2 separate regions of the Mus musculus genome follow, and region 2 is linked to region 1. Evidence: chromatin loops called from intact Hi-C (ENCODE). Cell type or tissue: heart. All regions are shown on one strand. Each heading gives the region's core, and the rest is flanking DNA. Links, peaks and the distances in the headings are about the cores only.

Region 1 (2,922 bases), core at 286-2,785:
CCAGAAGAAACGGGTGTCACTTTCTTAGCATATATTAAAAGCCACTTACAGCGTATGTGCCCCTGTGTGGCGTGTCCGTAGTCTCTGGAACAGGCGAGCAAGTTGTGATGACTTTGTCCAAGAAATAAGTAGGCTCCCAGGTCTCATCTTCAGATAGGAGCAGCCTCATTGCCGTGGAGATTAAATAGGCTTGAGCTAGCTCACCACTGAGGCACAGCTATTAAACTAGTAGGTTTTCAGGGTGGCGCCAGAATTGAGGGGATTTATTTCATTTGAGGTTGTTCCAGCTACCTAAGCACAGACTGTGAAGTGGGCCCTGAATATGGCTGTCCTCATGTGCTCTGTATACTGAGGAATGAAATTAATTGTCGCGTTGGTTACCCATTTCTGGTATTGTTTAACATACGGGTCATTTTGGTGTTTTTTTTCTCTCTCTCTCATTTATTTATCCTCCATTTCTTTTTGTCTTCTATAGCTTCAAAATTGCTTATGACAGCTCTGGGACCTGTCAGAGTGATTGCCAAACTTTGAAATTTAATTTTCCTGCAGCAGCATCCAAAGTTAACAAAGAGACATGGGAATAATTCCATTAAGTCTCCCCCCATCCGCCAGCAAGTGCTCCTCCTCGCTCTGTTCTACTCTGTTTCTAAAAATACTCTAAAGTGGCATCGACTCTCTCATTTCTGAGGGGAAAATAGTCTATACTGAAGGCTTTCGCCGTAAAATATTACCATAGTTCAGTATTAGAATGAAGTTCAGTTTCACTAGTCCTCAGGGTATAAAAAAATGATTTATATTTCATTTTTACATACTGTTAATTCGTATACCGACCCTAGATATTTTAGCTATACAACTTTAAACAGCTAAATAGTTTCCCTTCTCAAAGAAATGCTATAAAGATAACATATCCTCATTTTTTCCTTCCATAGCTGCTTCATGACAGTGTCCTTAGAGTTAGTTCAGAATAGAATGTTTAGTAAATTAAATAAAATAATAGTCATAGGGAACTGACAAAATATGCTTATTAAATAGTTGTGGGTCAAAGAAGAAGTGAAACCTGCAATATTAGACTTAATTCAGGGGATCAGGGGAGCTGTGTTTCATGGAGCTAAAGAGATGGCTCAGCACTTAAGGGCGTGTACTACCCTTCCCAAGGTCTTGTGGCTCACAGGCTCCTGCAGCCTCAGCACTCTTAAACGCGTTCTCACGACCGGCCAGGAAGAACACAACAAACCAGAATCTTCTGCGGCAAAACTTTATTGCTTACATCTTCAGGAGCAGGAGCGCAAGCCCCCAAGCCCAAAAACGAAAGCCCCCTGCTTACATCTTTAGGAGCCAGAGCGCCAGCGCGCCAGAGCGCAGAGCAAGAGAGAGAAAATGGCGGAAAACCCCGTCCCCTTTTAAGGAGAATTATCCTTCGCCTAGGACGCATCACTCCCTGATTGGCTGCAGCCCATGGCCGAGTAAAGGCAGAGTACATGTAGTGGAAAATTACTCTTGGCACATGCGCAGATTATTTGTTTACCACTTAGAACACAGGATGTCAGCGCCATCTTGTGACGGCGAATGTGGGGGCGGCTCCCAACACAGCACCAGGATATCCAGTGACCTCTTCTTGCCTGCTAAGGCACCTGCACTTCGATGCACAGCCCCCACCCCAGCGCACATAACTGAAAACAAAATAAACCTTGAAATAAAAAGGAGCTGTTTCCGTAAAGAGGTCATTGTACTGCTGTTTCCACACAGCCAGTACAGGTTGTGTTGTCCTTCCTGTGGTGTGTCGTGACACAGACCTACTGCAGTATCCCTGAAACTGTTCTGCATCAAAATGCACAAATACGTGATACTTTCCACACACCCAACATTCGGAGGAGAGTTCCAGTATCGTTAGAAGGATTCACCAGTGAATGGAAGCAGTTCTCAATCTTCATGGTCTCCTTATGAACCTTTTTATATTTCTTACTATGGTCGTTTATGTGAAGGCAAACATCCACGTGCCCTGTCTTCCACTTTACAGACGCGTGGAAAAGCATAGTGTTTCTTTTTGATAGAACTTAGCTCATATTCACACACTGTCGTTATGTAAATGCAAGGCTTTAATGCATGCATGTGCTGACTTATGTGCAAAATGTTGTATAGCTACAATGAAATAAAATACTGACCTGTGTAAAAGTCAAGGAAATATTAGACTTCATTATTAGACTGTAATATTAGACTTCAGTCAGGGGATCAAGGGAGCTGTGTTTCATGGAGCTAAAGAGATGGCTCAGCACTTAAGAGTGTGTACTGCCCTTCCCAAAACACTTACGTAAATGTTTTGTGGCACATTTAAAATCACATTTTCGTAACTGGTATTTTATTATTTGATACACATTATCATGGTCTGCTGCTGAGCCAAGGGGCGTATTTTGGTTTAATTATTGGAGACATTCTCCCGTGTAAGTTTTAGAGTAAATATAAGGTTCCTGGATATTTTGTGATTGGCTCTTTTGATTTTCACCCAACGTCTCTAGGTTGAAAACGTGCGCTTGGTAGACAGAGTGTCTTGTAAAAAGGCAGCGCTGGGAACTTTGTATCTGACGGCCACTCACGTCATATTCGTGGAAAATGCACCTGACACAAGAAAAGAAACCTGGGTATGACATCTGCATCTTTAGCCTTACATGTTTTTCATTGGTTTCAGGATGGGGACCGTGGACTTTTGGGGGCATTTTTGGGAGCGATTTCTGAGATGTATTAGAAAAGGAATTTCCTTCACAGCCCTAAGATGGGATGGATGAATGTGCTAGCAGTGGCTGAAGCTGCTGGAGCCTATGCATGGCCGGGAAGATCTTCAGTCCTACCAGGTGTCGCATGCGACAGCACCTGATGTGTTATAACTGTCCTTTGTAGGATGTTTTACACACATCTGTTATTGTTTGA
Region 2 (2,922 bases), core at 165-2,664, 430 kb before region 1:
GTCACTATGTGAAATTCATGGGGAACCAAATAAGAGTCCAAGGTAGCCAAAAACAATCTTGTGGGCGGAAAAACAAAGGCGATGGTACCATAATTCTTGCTTTCAAGTCTGTAATTAAAACAGTCTGAAATGGGTATGAAGGTAGATACATAGACCAGTGCAATGAATGGGACAGCCCAGAAACAAACCTGTGGACTTACAGTCCGCTGAACCTGGCAAGACTGACGAAAATACCAAGCAGAACCGTCCTCTCTCCAAGAGATAGCGTGAGGAGAATTAGATGTCTGTGGGTGCAGCGAACTCCAGCCTTCATCTCACCTCATACACAGTAAACAACTCAAAATGAATTAAAATAAGACTCGAAGCCCAAAAACCTCAGGAGGAGAGGCAGAAGGGGAGCGTTTCATGGCTTTGTCGTTGTCCGTGATTTCTTAGATTGATACAGAAGCCTGTGGCAAGCAAAATTGGACATGTGGGACTCCCCAACTCTTCTGCTTAGCCAGGGTGACCGTCGGTAGCATGGTAGGTGGCCTACGAGATGAAGGGACTGTCTAGAAGCCATATCCCAATGAGGGCTGACTTACCAAAGAGGAGTCAGGGTGTGGAAGGAGCTTTGATCTGCCAGGTATGCAGCATTCTCACCATAACTGATGTAAGAATAGCTTACATATCTGTAGGTAAAGAAAATGTGATGTATCTATGCAATGGAATATTAGTCACAGTACGATACAAACAAAGTAAATGGGGCCAAGGAGATGGCTGGGTGGTAAAGGTACTTGCTGTGAAACCATAGGACAAGGTACTTCGGGTTATCTGTAATCTGCTGTTGGGGGATGGAAATTGGGAGGGGAGACGCAGAGTCTCTGCAGACTCGGGGCCAAGGTACCCTGGTGGACGCAGCCAAAAGGGTGACAGACTATCCCAAACAATAGATGTCAAAAGTCTGATAACTGATGGTCGTCCCCTAGCCTCTCCACGCACAGTGTGGCACATGTGGCACTCACAGGCACGATCGCACGGACATAACAAGCACAGAAGGGAGAAAGGAGTCTTGCTGACTCCGATTACTTTTGGTAATCTAAAGCTGTGAGACTCGTAGCAGCGTAATATGTAATGGCTTCTCGGCACTGGTGCTGCTGGCCAGGAAATGGGAAGCTGCTGTTGAGAGATTGCAGTTTTGAAAGATCAGGACGTTGTTACAACACGTACAGTTACGGCATAGTTAACAGTAAGTAGCATAGGCTTAAATTTTGTTGAGGGTAGATATTGTGTTCTTGCTATAATGAACAGAGATGACACACACAACAAACAACAACAACAACAACAACACAAAACCAAAAGACTCAACACTACCAAAAGCCAACTAAAGTCTATTCCTTTTGAACGGCTCCTCCTTATGTAACCAACCAAACTTTGCTTCACTGGTTTTCTGTGGTCTTTGCCTTATGCTGATCCTTAGGACGTTACAAAGTAACAGCAGACACCTTTCCTCTTTGTTGCACTCATGCCAGGTGGCCACCAGGGGGCAGATGATGCTTGGGAAAGAACTGAAGCTGAGCCGTTTGAAGCTTGTACCTAAGCACAGTTTGTTGGTTGGGAGGAGTTTTTTGTTGTTGTTGTTGTTTTTTTGTTTTTTTGTTTTTTTGTTTTGTTTTTCAAACAGGAGCTACATTTGGTTTTCCTTTACACTGGTATTATTTGCATTATTTCAGCTTCTTTCTGCACTTAGGGAAAACGGCTAATATTTAATGTGCATGGGATAGGTAATGATAGTGGAGTTCAAATAAACTTTTCTTATCTTAAATTTATTTATTTTTTTAATTGTAAATTTATTTTATTCTATGTGTGTGGGTGTTTTGCTTACATGCATGTCTGTTTATCACATGCGTGCATGAAAGGGTGGGACTGGAGATGATTGTAAGCTGTCAAGTAGGTGCTGGGAACTGAACACGGGTCCTCTGGAAGTCTAGCTGTTACCTGCCAAGCCTTCTCTTAAGCCCGTTAAAATGAAATTTTTAGTAAACGTACCTGATTGGTGACTGGATTGGTTATTTCTTCCTTTGGGTAGTGTAAGCTAGTGGATTTCTTTGTGACAGAATAGTTTACTGTTAACAAAAACAACCCCAACCCCTGAAAAAAGAGCCCACCCAGAAACCAAAATCGGACTATGTGGACAGTGGTGTGTCTATTTGTGACACCAATCTTATTTCTCATTCAGTTTATAATTTTGAGTCTCACTGATACCTTTTTAACCGTAATTTTGATAGCATAGGGAGAGCTTGTGGTTTTTTGTTTTTAATATTCAGAATTTGGGGACAGGTGTTTTTAACAGTTTTAAAAATAACAACCTGTGATCTAACAGAGGAAATCAAAGCTGGAACGTCTGTTTCTTTGACTCTTAATTCAGTGGTGTGACCCTCTGACGGGGATCGCCAAAGACCATGGGAAAATGTTAAGATTCATAACAGTAGCAAAATTACAGTTATCAAGTAGCAATGAAAACAGTTTTATGGTTTGGGGGGCCCAGCATGAGGAACTGTATCAAGCTATAGTAATTCCATTGTTGTTGCTGGTTCTGTTAGCAGGGAGGTGTTCATTCAGGAGGTTGGTTGGGTGTGGGTGTGCTCGCTCAGCCCCACAGTGACCCTCTGTGGGTTGCCATCCTCTGACAGGACAAGGCATGGGGTGTGAGCAAGGGGGTGAGTTGCTTCAGTTCTCCTCTTCTCCTGTCCCCTCGGATTCTCGGATGCTGTGTGGGATTTCTGAATGGGTTTTTAACATCTAGTGAGCTGTTAATGGAGTAAGGTTTGTTGCCTTGTGATATTGTTTACCGAGTCTCAGAAGCAGCAGACCTGGTACAGGGCTAACTTTTCGTTTTTAGTGTGGCTCTCAATACATGAGAATTAGAGTTGACAATTTGAC

The links. Peaks named below come from ENCODE experiments on the same cell type or tissue, not always from the same donor. Only the 100,000 strongest peaks of a DNase experiment are listed, where the experiment ranks them.
Region 2: it touches region 1 in a loop (2.6-fold over the local background); 4 of 42 quality-filtered maps call a loop at or near these places.

What each region holds. Positions count from the first base shown.
Region 1 is chr8:40,608,608-40,611,529 of GRCm38, reverse strand. Mtmr7 (myotubularin related protein 7) reads left to right here. Exons shown (of 14, transcript NM_001040699.1): 2 at 2,514-2,636. Among named protein-coding and RNA genes, the nearest start is that of Mtmr7, 25 kb to the left of the region's middle. In heart, for the core only: a CTCF peak has its summit at 1,594 (motif pointing left); a DNase peak (open chromatin) is centred at 1,519; H3K4me3 peaks cover 539 bases; H3K27ac peaks cover 1,178 bases.
Region 2 is chr8:41,042,321-41,045,242 of GRCm38, reverse strand. All of the region lies in intron 5 of Mtus1 (mitochondrial tumor suppressor 1), which reads left to right. Among named protein-coding and RNA genes, the nearest start is that of Gm16193, 9.2 kb to the left of the region's middle. In heart, for the core only: a CTCF peak has its summit at 1,515 (motif pointing right); no DNase peak of the experiment used is centred there; H3K27ac peaks cover 310 bases.